3 separate regions of the Homo sapiens genome follow, and all the other regions are linked to region 3. The links are chromatin contacts, found by Hi-C or POLR2A ChIA-PET in ENCODE. All regions are on one chromosome and are shown on one strand. Each heading gives the region's core, a stretch centred on a gene start or an enhancer-like site at or near the end of the contact. The rest is flanking DNA. Distances are from core to core; before and after follow the strand shown.

Region 1 (3,659 bases), core at 985-3,484, 510 kb before region 3:
CTTCCATAGCCTATCAATCCTATTTCTAGACTGTAACCTGCCCTTCCTCTTCCAAATCTGACCAGACATTTTATATGTGCTGTCAACACGAATATCCCAGAGTAAGCCATGCAAGAGTGTGGATGACTTAACTAAATGCACTGCCGCTACTTGAAAAATTTAGAGTTAAAATTTAATGAAGTTTAAACTCAGTGTAACTGACCTCTAATTGCCCTAAGTCTAAGGTCTTTTAAGAAGCTGATAGGTGCCGAGTGCAGTGGCTCATGCTGGTAATCCCAGCACTTTGGGAGGCAGGCAGATCACTTGAGGTCAGGAGTTCAAGACCAGCCTGGCCAACAGGGTGAAACCCCGTCTCTACCAAAAATATAAAAATTAGCCAGATGTGGTGGCACGCGCCTGTAATCCCACCTACTCGGGAGGTTGAGGCAGGGAGAATCGCTTGAACCCTGGAGGCAGAGGTTGCAGTGAGCCAAGATCATGCCACTGCACTTCCAGCCTGGGCAACAGAGTGAGACTCCATCTCAAAAAAACAAAAGGAAGCTGTTAGGTGAGCTATTGGTACATTAATCATATAGACAATCTTAGCAGGGTTGAAGTCTATAGGTATTGATTGATTTGACTACACTGTAAATTGTAAATAGATGCAATTTTAAGTTACCTGAATAAACTTTTCTATTCATTAACAGTAGTCATCTCAATTTTAGAGATTTACGTTATGCTCGTGCCTCCATCTGCACGCACAACATGGGAAGACAACAGACACCAAAGATACTTTGGATTCTTGCTGCTAAGTAAGTATTCAAGCACTACGTGCACGTTGTTACAATTAATAAGGCAATCTGACCCCATCCCTGCCACCAGGAAACTGCAATACTATTAATATATTAAAAAGGAAGACAACTGAGATAAAGGGAATGTGGGAGGTTGGGGGGGGTGCTTAGGAGATATCAGAATACAACCTCTTAGAATTACAGAATCTCAACAACCATCCTTTATGCCTGATCTTCGGTTCAGTAGCTCTAGGATTCCAAGGGGCCCCTCCTAACTGCATTGCCTTCTCTCCCCAATTCCCTTTCTCTCAGAATGTTACACCTTCCCCCAGTTAATAGTGTAGGCTTAAAATGTATCTAGGTGTTCTTACCTACTGACAAACTGCTGGAGTTGTTCATGGGAAAGGAATCAAGGCAAAATATCTAATGCATTCAGGTCATTCGAGTTTTCTTTTTAATTTATTGCTTTTTTGAGATGGGGCATCAGTATGTTGCCCAGGCTGAAGTGCAATAGCAGTATCTCTGCGAGACTCTGTCTCAAAAAAAACCCATTAGAGTCTTCACCTTAGGATGGACTAGGGCTATGGCATACTGGTAAGCATTTAAAAATAAAGGGGTATGATGGCCCGGATTTGCATTATCTGAGTAATGGGAATACTCCAACCCAGTCCGATTTCAAGGTCCCAGTGAGGTTACTGAATTCGAAGCTCAGAAGGTATGCGCCTAGTATTCCCACCATACGAATACAAGCGAGGTAAGTAACCTCAAAAGCATCGATAACAGTAAAATAGTTACAATACCTGTTACGCCTTTAGTATCCATTACCTTCGTTTAATTTAACTGTCAGTTTACATAACAAAAGAGTCTTTTAAGGCGTAAGCGCGCTCCTGGGGAGGGTATGGGGCTGTTGGCAGGGAAAGCAGCTTTTCGATCGTATAAATGCTCTTTGTGCCCAGACTGCCCTCTATAAATCAGCACTATCAACCCTGTCCAGAGACTTGCCCATGACCTCCAAGAAAACACTTTATTCATACTACTCCTAGCGTGCGCTCCTACCCGCCCCAGGGACTTCAGTCTTCCGGGGGAGGGATAACTACTTGGGGACACGGAGCACTGCGTACGCCCTGGGTCATGTGGGAAGGATGACCGCAAAGCCTCCAGTCGGCGCGCGGGTTCCGGGGCTGAGGGGCTGAGGGGCCCAAGGCGATAACCGGGATCCGCTCCGGCCGCGCTCCTCTTGCCTTTGAGAAGCCCCGGAAGTGGCCCGGCTGTTGGCCGCAGCGGGAGGTCTTCGGAAAGAAAAGGCCGGAACCAGAAGATAGACTCAACAGCGATGCCCTACCCGGACCCCGCCGGCCTCACACCCCGGCCAGCCAGCCGCCAGTAGTGCGCACCGCCTCCTCCCCAAGCCCCGCCCTGCGTCCACCCCAGGGGTTAACTCGCACGCGCGCTCTTGTGGCGGAGGTAGAGTGCGCCGTCCAGGGCTAGAGCAAGCGCGGCCCCGCGGCCCGGAGCCATGCTGAGGAGCTGCGCCGCGCGCCTCCGCACGCTGGGGGCTCTGTGCCTGCCGCCAGTAGGCCGGCGCCTGCCGGGAAGCGAGCCGCGACCCGAGCTGGTGAGTCTGGGCACCCTCGGGCATGGGGCGGGAGCAGGACTCAGAAACACGCCTGCGGTAACAGAGCCTTCGATTGTTATCCATACCCCAACCAGCCAATCTCAGAATAAAAGCTCACCTGGGCACCACAGGGCAGCATAAGCAACAGGGGCCTAGGAATACAGTCCTGAGATTCAAACCGTTAGAAAAGGGATGGAAAGGTGACCCCGTTTTTTTGTTTTTTAAGAGACAGGGTCGGCAGGGCGCTACCTGAACTGCATAATTTAGTCTGTCTATTTATATTTTGACAACATCTGTATTTTACCAATAATATTTGAGGCTGTTTTTATTTTTCAAAGATTAAAGTGACGTGAACTAAAAGATACCACAGCTTTTATCTTCCCTTTAAAAAAATATTTGATCCAAACGCTTATCTTCCTTTAGGTCAATTAATTAGAGATCTTTTTATAGACATCACACACAACACATATATAACTACACAGACAGGCAGAAGAAAACCCAGTTGCCATAAGATCTTTCATCACAGGGAGAGGGATCTATCTGCTTTTAATTCCTGGGGTTCCATGAGGAAAACAGAGATCGCCCCTCTTATGCAGGCATTAAAAGTGGCAAGGCAAAATGGAGAAAAATAACTCAGTCGACCGCAAAGAAACACTTTTTCCAGCAAAATAAGGTCCAAGAAAAGGAAAACATAAAGGCCTTATAAATATAATTACAACTTAGATATCTACTTTTAATTAAGCTGAGCACTCCTTAAGAAAATTCTTTTAACACCCTTATTATCTAACTTTAGCTCCACCAAGCGGCCAATATTTCTGGCTTTCAAACTTTACTTAAAGGCTCAGAGAAAGGAAAATCCAAGGTGGTTGGTGGAGGGCAGGGGAATCGACAAATAGCGAAAGGGCATACAGATACCAAACCAGAAAGGACTCATTCCCTAAGCCAGGATGAATCTGGGCCATGCCGGGCTAAACGAAGCTATGCAATGGGGTTACAGGCCACGCCCCCAAGGACGTAAAACAAGATGGAGGCCTGCAGCGAAGTTTGCTGTGGAGCATACAGAAAGACATGCAAAACACACAGATTGGCTACAGCTTACGACTTACCTCACAAATCCTTTCGCACAAAACTTTACAGAAAATATAAACGGTAATCCTCATCATTCCCAAAAGAGCAAAACGTCTTCCAAAAGGAAAAGAAAAACCTCCTTTAAAAGTATACTGCTGATGGGTTGGAGAGGAGATAAGGATGCCTGGGGGAAGAACCTCTTATTC
Region 2 (3,635 bases), core at 1,117-3,616, 370 kb after region 3:
TTGAAAATGTAATCATAGCCGGGCGCGGTGACTCAGGCCTGTAATCCCAGCACTTTGGGAGGCTGAGGTGGGCGGATCACCTGAGGTCAGGAGTTTGGGACCAGCCTGGTCAACATGATGAAACTCTGTCTCTACTAAAAATACAAAGAATTAGCTGGGTGTGGTGGCGGGCACTTGTAATCCCAGCTACTCAGGAGGCTGAAGCAGGAGAATCACTTGAACCTGGACTCTGTCTCAAAAAAAAAAAAAAAAAAGAAAGAAAGAAAATGTAATCACATAATCAAAAGCCATCTTAAATAACTGGTGACAATAGGTACCTTTAGAGCAAGTAACTTTGGAGAGAAGGATGAAACCCAGAACAGAGGCTTTTACTTTTTATCTTTCCCTCTTCCTATACTGTTTACATGTGAGTTCTTTCTTTCTTTCTTCCTTTTTATGTCAACAGGTGGTAGCTGAGTACAAGAATACAGTTTTTTTTGGGTTCTCTTCATCTTTTGTTTACTCACAAAATATTTCTTTTGCCTCCCTAACCAATTCTATAGATTTCACTCTGATAATTTAGTATACTCTCAGCATATTTTATATATATGTCCTGTATTCTCTGAATAGACTGGAACCTATGAGGCTCTTTTTGTTTTTTTTTGAGACGGAGTTTCGCTGTCGTTGCCCAAGCTGGAGTACAATGGCGCAATCTCGGCTCACTGCAACCTCCACTTCCCGGGTTCAAGCGATTTTCCTGCCTCAGCCTCCTGAGTAGATGGGATTACAGGCACACACCACCACGCTCAGCTAATTTTTCGTATTTTTAGTAGAAACGGAGTTTCACCATGTTAGCTAGGCTGGTCTTGAACTCCTGACCTCAGGTGATCTGCCCACCTCGGCCTCCCAAAGTGTTGGGATTACAGGCGTGAGCCACTGCGTCTGGCCCTTCTGAGGCTCTTAATACATTCCTCCTCATCCTAACCAAGAGCCAGGATAGAACAATCCAGTAAATGACTGATTATTTCATGCTTAGGCTAATATGGTACTTCATTTCTTTCTGGTATAAAATTTAAATAATTGGCCAGGCGCGGTGGCTCATGCCTGTAATCCCAGCACTTTGGGAGGCCCAGGCGGGCAGATCACCTGAGCTTCAGAGTTCAAGACCAGCCTGGTCAACATGGTGAAACCCGATCTTTACTAAAAATACCAAAATTAGCTGGGCGTGGTGGTGGGCGCCTGTAATCCCAGCTACTCGGGAGGCTGAGGCAGGAGAATCGCTTGAACCCAGGAGGTCGAGGTTGCAGTGTGCCAAGATTGTGCCACTGCACTCTAGCCTGGGTGGCAGAGCAAGACTCTGTCTCAAAAAAAAAAAAATAATATAATGAACAAGGCTTGCCTTTCTGTTTTCTTATCTGGGAGGCAGAAAAGTCAGCTAACATTTCATACCTGATACATCAAACTTTGCCTTTTGTAGGGAATCAAATATATCATTTCTCTTGGGTAGGTCTGGGAAAAGGGCCTCTAGTTTCTCCACATATTTGCTGTCCTTTGGGGTTGCCTTTCCAATTTTAAGGTCCATGTTGACACAGTCCAGGATGATGGTTCCTGTGGAGAAGGGAGATGGTGGAACTTGAATCCTGTGACCCTTCACACACAACCACCAGAACATATATAACCTTCACACCAAATGGACACACACAAGGAGATTTGTATAGCAAAATCTCTGAAAGCAAAATGAGAAACTGGGATGGACAGTGTCCTCAGACCTCCCAAATCCAAACTAAAATGTAGGAAGGGAAATGGGGAAAAGGTAGAAAGAAAGCCTGAGCATCTCAAACCTTGGAGATTTTACAGCCTAGTCAGACAGAGATACACCTCTTCAGTAGGCCAAATCCCATCAAAGAATCTTCTAAGTTGGAAAAGACAGTCTAGTCCAACTCACTCTCTCTCTCTTTTTTTTTACAAGTGGAAAAATGAGAACAAGAAAGGTTAAGAGATTTGCTCAAGGTCACCTATTTCCTGGAGGAATTGGTATTGGAATCTGTTTCCTGCTTCTTTAGCTAATCCTCCTTCCATCATAAAATGATGCCAATAGGAAGCTTCTTGGTCTGTTGCCCTGCACTTCCTTTCTACTTTCTCCAACAAGTATCCCACAGGCCTTTAAACACATGCTCAATTGTCCCCTGAAAGAATCCTATCTTTTGGTATGAGCTGAATGGCTCTGAGAGCATATGGTTAGGCTGGAAGCGTCTAGACTTTTCCACCCTCCCTTCTCAGGGACAGGAATAGAACTACTGAGGTCCCAATCCAAAAGCCACCCTTACCATGCAGAAGGGCTGCAGTTTGCCTGTCCAAGATCTCTGGTGCCCCCTGCAGGATTCTCTCGGTCACCAGGGTAGCACAGGACCCCACCAGCTCAACTGAAACATGGCAGGGAGGGCAGTGTTTCGGCTCGATGGGTCGATGGTCTAGCACCTCTGCTACTGCCTCCTCTAGGGCTGTGTCACTTCTGTGGAGGGGAGGGTATGGGAAAAGAGGAAGAAAGATAGGTACGGACACTCCAGCTGCTTCTAGCCAACCTCTACCCCACACATCAAGGAAAATGCAGATGTCTTTTTTTTTTTGAGACGGAGTTTCACTCTTGTCGCCCAGGCTAGAGTGCAATGGTGCGTTCTTGGCTCACTGCAACCTTTGCATCTCGGGTTCAAGCGATTCTCCTGCCTCAGCCTCCTGAGTAGCTGGGATTAAAGGCGCCTGCCAACATGCCCAGCTAATTTTTTTGTATTTTTAGTAGAGATGGGGTTTCGCCATGTTGGCCAGTCTGGTCTCAAACTCCTGACCTCAGGTGATCTGCCAGGCAAGCATTTAAAACTGACCTTTGGTTACTTTTACCTCTGCCTAACTCCTCTCAATTCTTTTTTTTTTTTTTTTTTGAGACGGAGTCTCACTCTGTTGCCCAGGTTGGAGTGCAATGGCACGATCTCGGCTCCTGCAACCTCCACCTCCCGGGTTCAAGTGATTCTCCTGCCTCAGCCTCCTGGGTAACCAGGATTACAAGGCACGTGCCACCAAACCCGGCTAATTTTTTTTTTTGTATTTTTAGTAAAGATGGGGTTTCACCATGTTGGTCAGGCTGGTCTCGAACTCCTGACCTCGTGATCTGCCCGCCTTGGCCTCCCAAAGAGCTGGGATTACAGGCGTGAGCCACCGCGCCCAGCAATTCTTTTCTTTAATGTTATAATTGGAGTCATCTTTAAATAGTGTATAAGCAAATTCTGTGAAGCATCTGCTGCAAATATCTTACCCCCACATTTGCTGTCCTTTAGCGTTGCCTTTCCAACCCTATACCCTTGACACCCTTGATACCCAACATCTAAATTTCTCCTTTTTTTTTTTTTTTCTAAGACGGAATCTCGCTGTGTCGCCCAGGCTGGAGTGCAGTGGTGCAATCTTGGCTCACTGCAACCTCCGCCTCCCAGGTTCAAGCAATTCTCCTGCCTCAGCCTCCTAAGTAGCTGGGAGTACAGGCGCCCACCACCAGGCCCAGCTAATTTTTGTATTTTTAGTAGAGACGGGGTTTCACCATATTGGCCAGGCTGGTCTCGAACTCCTGACCTCGTGATCCGCCCGCCTCGGCCTCCCAAAGTGCTGGG
Region 3 (3,671 bases), core at 37-2,536:
ACTTACTACTTACCTGAGCCAAGTATGCACCATAACCAGTGGCCAGCGAAGGGGCTTCATAGGCTACACCAAGCATGTCCACATAACCGAGGAAGCTAACAGGACACAATGGGTCAAAACTCATTTCACCTTAGATTCATCTTAGCTGAAGAAGGGGACCATGGGGTCTGAGTTAAAGTGGGATTCACTTGGGGAGAAGAGACAGAAGAGATACTACACAGGTACTAGGTTGGGTGGTAAAGGAAATAAGTTATTTGTATTCATATGAACCTCTCTCCATCAGCATAGCCTCCGATGACCATGGTGTTCCACAAAGGGTTCATCTTCGAGCGCCGGCTGTACATGGCCCTGGTCAGCCATGAATGAATAGCTCTAGGACTATAGCTGTGTCCATCTCCCAGAAGCTCCTCATCAATCCTTAAAAGGAATTGGTTGTGAGAAAAGGGAGAGAATTAAGTCGGGGTCTCCACCCATCCCCAAAAGAAGTTACCACACCTTCCCCCATTTTACACCTAATGCCAAAAACTTTATTGCAAACACAGATCGCCCACCTCCAACAACTCTTCCAGTCCCCCGCTGCAACAAGTCCCCCCATCCCATCGAAGGGAATAAAAAACAGGGGACTCCCCTCTCTACTTGGGAACCACTCTCCTGTTCTCTGGATGACTTACACCATCTGGCCGAGAACTTGCTTCAAATACTGGAAATCAGCGTAGTCGCCAGAGGCACCCAGCATGGTACTGTTGTTGACTCGCATAATGCGAGAGATGTTGCGGAAACGAGCCAAGGAGCCGTAGGATCCCAGCATGTCTGCGGCAATCACCACTCCGCCCTCGAACTTAACGCCGAGGACTGAGGTCCCGGTCACCATGGGGTTCCTAAAGAGTGAGAACGGTGGGAGCTGAGAGGGGGGATGGACTGCGCCCTCTTTCCGCGCACTGAGCTGCGCTTCTGATTTTCTATAATTCCTTCCAATTATTCTGCATTCTCCAGGACTCCGCGCCCTGAGCTCCCCTGCCGTTCGCGCGCCCCCGGGGTCCCCGCCTCACCTTCCCGGGCTCTCAAAACCAGCCGGCAGCACCAGGCCCCACGGTCCCTCCCGCTACGCAAACGAAAGCGCCGAGAACTTACTGGGTCCGCGTGATTGGACCTCTGTAAAGTGCAGACGCCGGATCCATGAAGGAATCGGGAGTGGACGGAATGCGGTAAAACTGTCCTGGGGCCGGACCCCCCGCCCAAAGTCCGGACCGCGACCCCAAAAACGCTTCCATCTTAGTCACGGTAGCAGAAAAAATGAAAGCGCTTGCGCCAACGGAAGCGGAAGTGATCCTTCAGTGTCATTTCTTTCTTTTTCCTGTAGACGACTTCCAGCAGCCATGTTGATGAGGTCGTAGCTGAACATGCAGTAATCCTAGGTGGCGACCGAGACAGGGAGTTGAAATTGCCCAACATCGCTTCGCATCGCATCGCATCTCCGTGGAGTTTGGACCAGATCACAGCGTTCTAACACACGATTCAAGGAGGAGGGAGGCATGAAGGTGGGGTGGGGAGGTGGCCACTTAAAGACGCTGATCCTGAGTGAGACGTCACAATTTTTTATTTTATTTTTTATTTTTTTGAGACGGAGTCTCGCTCTGGCCCCCAGGCTGGAATGCAGTGGCGCGATCTCGGCTCACTGCAACCTCCGCCTCCCAGATTCAAGCGATTCTCGTGCCTTAGCCTCCCGAGTAGCTGGGATTACAGGCGCCTGCCACCACGCCTGGCTAATTTTTTGTATTTTTGCTAGAGATGGGGTTTCACCATGTTGGCCAGGCTGGTCTCGAACTCCGGATCTCAGGTGATCCGCCTGCCTCGGACTCCCAAAGTGCTGGGATTACAGGAGTAAGCCGCCTCGCCCGGCCTAGAAGTCACAGTTCTCATGTTCCTTTTGTATCATTATCAAAAAGCCCACATGAAAATATCAGTGAACACAGGATCTCTTACATCTGTACTCCTCAGAGCAGCCCCATGTGGCAGGCATTATTCGACCCATTTGGTAAATAGGAAACCGAGGCTTGCGGTGTAGTGATTTACCCAGTCACACAGCCGATAACGGTAGAACTGAATCTTGAAGCTAGAATAAAAAAAGGAATCAGGGCCGGGTGCGGTGGCTCATGCCTGTAATCCCAGAACTTTGGGAGGCCAAGACGGGAGGATCACTTGAACCCAGGAATTCAAGACCAGCCTTGGCAACATGGTGAGACCTCACCTCTACAAAACAAAACAAAACAAAAAATTAGCCAGGCCTGTAATTCCAGCTACTTGGGAGGGTGAGGTGGGAGAATCGCCTGAACCCGAGGGAGGTTGCAGTGAGCCAAGGTGGCGCCACTGCACTCCAGCCTGGGCAACAGAGCGAGACCCTGTCACAAAAAAAAAAAAAAAAAAAAAAAAAAAAAGAATACACTTGTGTATACCCTGTGGGGTGTGATAGCTCAGGTGGATCAAGCACTCTCTGTGGGACCTTAGACAAGTCTGAAAGTTTCCTTATTGTCAAGGGCCCTTGCCCACCTCTAAAGAAACAGAAAAATTCCATTGGAAGTGTAGGGGTGAAACTAAATTCCAGGGGTTTCCTTCTCAGTGTAACTCCATAGCAGGGGCTGGAAACTGTCTTGAATCAAACTGGTGAATTTTGTCAAAGATAAACAAAGCCGGACACTAAAGTGGAAAGGACAGATTTCAATCAGTAATAACTACTACAATAAGGAAAAACAGTTCAGCATGAACTGAACTCAACTGCAATTTGTATGCAAGTAATGGGTATTTTATAGGGAAAATGAGGTTAGGGGACAGTGAGACAGAGGGTCAGTAGAGTCAGGGAAGTGAACATTTACAGAATTAGTCAATGTAAATGTGCTTAGGTCAATGATGTCTGCTAGCTGGCATTTATGGAAGTTAGGATTCCATCCTCCCACAGAGACTGGTGAGGATACCATCCTCAACACTGTCCTTAGGTGTCTTTTGTTTGTTTGTTTTTTGAGACAAGGTCTGGCTCTGTCACCCAGGCTGGAGTGCAGTGGCATGATCTCGGCTCACTGCGACCCTTGCCTCCCCGGCTCCAGCGATCCTCCAGCTGCAACCTCTCGAGTAGCTGGGGACTACAGATGCCACACCCGGCTAATTTTTGTTTTTGTTTTTTTTCTTTTTTTCTTATTTTGAGAGGGAGTCTTGCTCTGTTGCACAGGCTGGAGTGCAGTGGCACGATCTCAACTCAAAGCAGCCTCCGCCTCCCTGGTTCAAGCGATTCTCCAGCCTCAGCCTCCTCAGTAGCTGGGATTACAGGGGTGCACAACCATGCCCAGCTAATTTTTTTTTTGTTGTTGTTGTTGTATTTTTAGTAGAGATGGGGTTTCATCACACTGGCCAGGTTGGTCTCAAACTCCTGACCTCAGGTAATCCTCTCACCCCAGCCTCCCAAAGTGATGGAATTACAGGCGTGAGACACCACGACCGGCCTAATTTTTGTATTTTTTTGTAGAGACCAGGAGAGATCTCACCATGTTGCCCAGGCTAGTTTCAAACTCCTGAGCTCAAGAAATCTGCCCACCTCAGGCCGGGCGCGGTGGCTCATGCCTGTAATCCCAGGACTTTGGGAGACTTAGATGGGCGGATCACCTGAGGTCAGGAATTCAAGA

Evidence for each region. A loop is a pair of places that touch in the nucleus more often than their neighbours do. ChIA-PET counts read pairs that join two places held with the same protein, here RNA polymerase II (POLR2A). Pooled maps may share reads with other maps.
Region 1: a loop to region 3 is called in a map with no recorded cell type, with 13 times the contacts of the local background. The contact joins the promoter of THEM4 here to the promoter of PSMB4 in region 3. A Hi-C loop is called at or near these places in 2 of 37 single-sample maps with no recorded cell type and 7 of 50 pooled maps. POLR2A ChIA-PET finds 5 or more read pairs at or near these places in 1 of 52 experiments (MCF 10A).
Region 2: a pooled map shows a loop between it and region 3 (3-fold over the local background). The contact joins the enhancer-like site here to the promoter of PSMB4 in region 3. A Hi-C loop is called at or near these places in 2 of 50 pooled maps. POLR2A ChIA-PET finds 5 or more read pairs at or near these places in 3 of 52 experiments (T-cell and WTC11).

The regions. Positions count from the first base shown.
Region 1 is chr1:151,908,086-151,911,744 of GRCh38, reverse strand. It overlaps THEM4 (thioesterase superfamily member 4), which reads left to right and starts at 2,234. Exons shown (of 6, transcript NM_053055.5): 1 at 2,234-2,385. The coding sequence starts at 2,287. RefSeq lists enhancers at 1,262-1,849, 1,838-1,957 and a silencer at 2,198-2,507.
Region 2 is chr1:151,023,467-151,027,101 of GRCh38, reverse strand. It overlaps PRUNE1 (prune exopolyphosphatase 1), which reads right to left. Exons shown (of 8, transcript NM_021222.3): 4 at 2,307-2,491; 5 at 1,429-1,587. Among named protein-coding and RNA genes, the nearest start is that of BNIPL, 11 kb to the left of the region's middle. Within about 2 kb of position 2,366, at least 10 of the 41 ENCODE cell types and tissues checked have a DNase peak (open chromatin) inside an H3K27ac peak, as active enhancers do.
Region 3 is chr1:151,397,188-151,400,858 of GRCh38, reverse strand. PSMB4 (proteasome 20S subunit beta 4) reads right to left here and starts at 1,286. Exons shown (of 7, transcript NM_002796.3): 1 at 1,132-1,286; 2 at 672-878; 3 at 271-417; 4 at 14-95. The coding sequence starts at 1,271. RefSeq lists a silencer at 559-716 and enhancers at 485-1,206, 1,557-1,606, 1,207-1,929.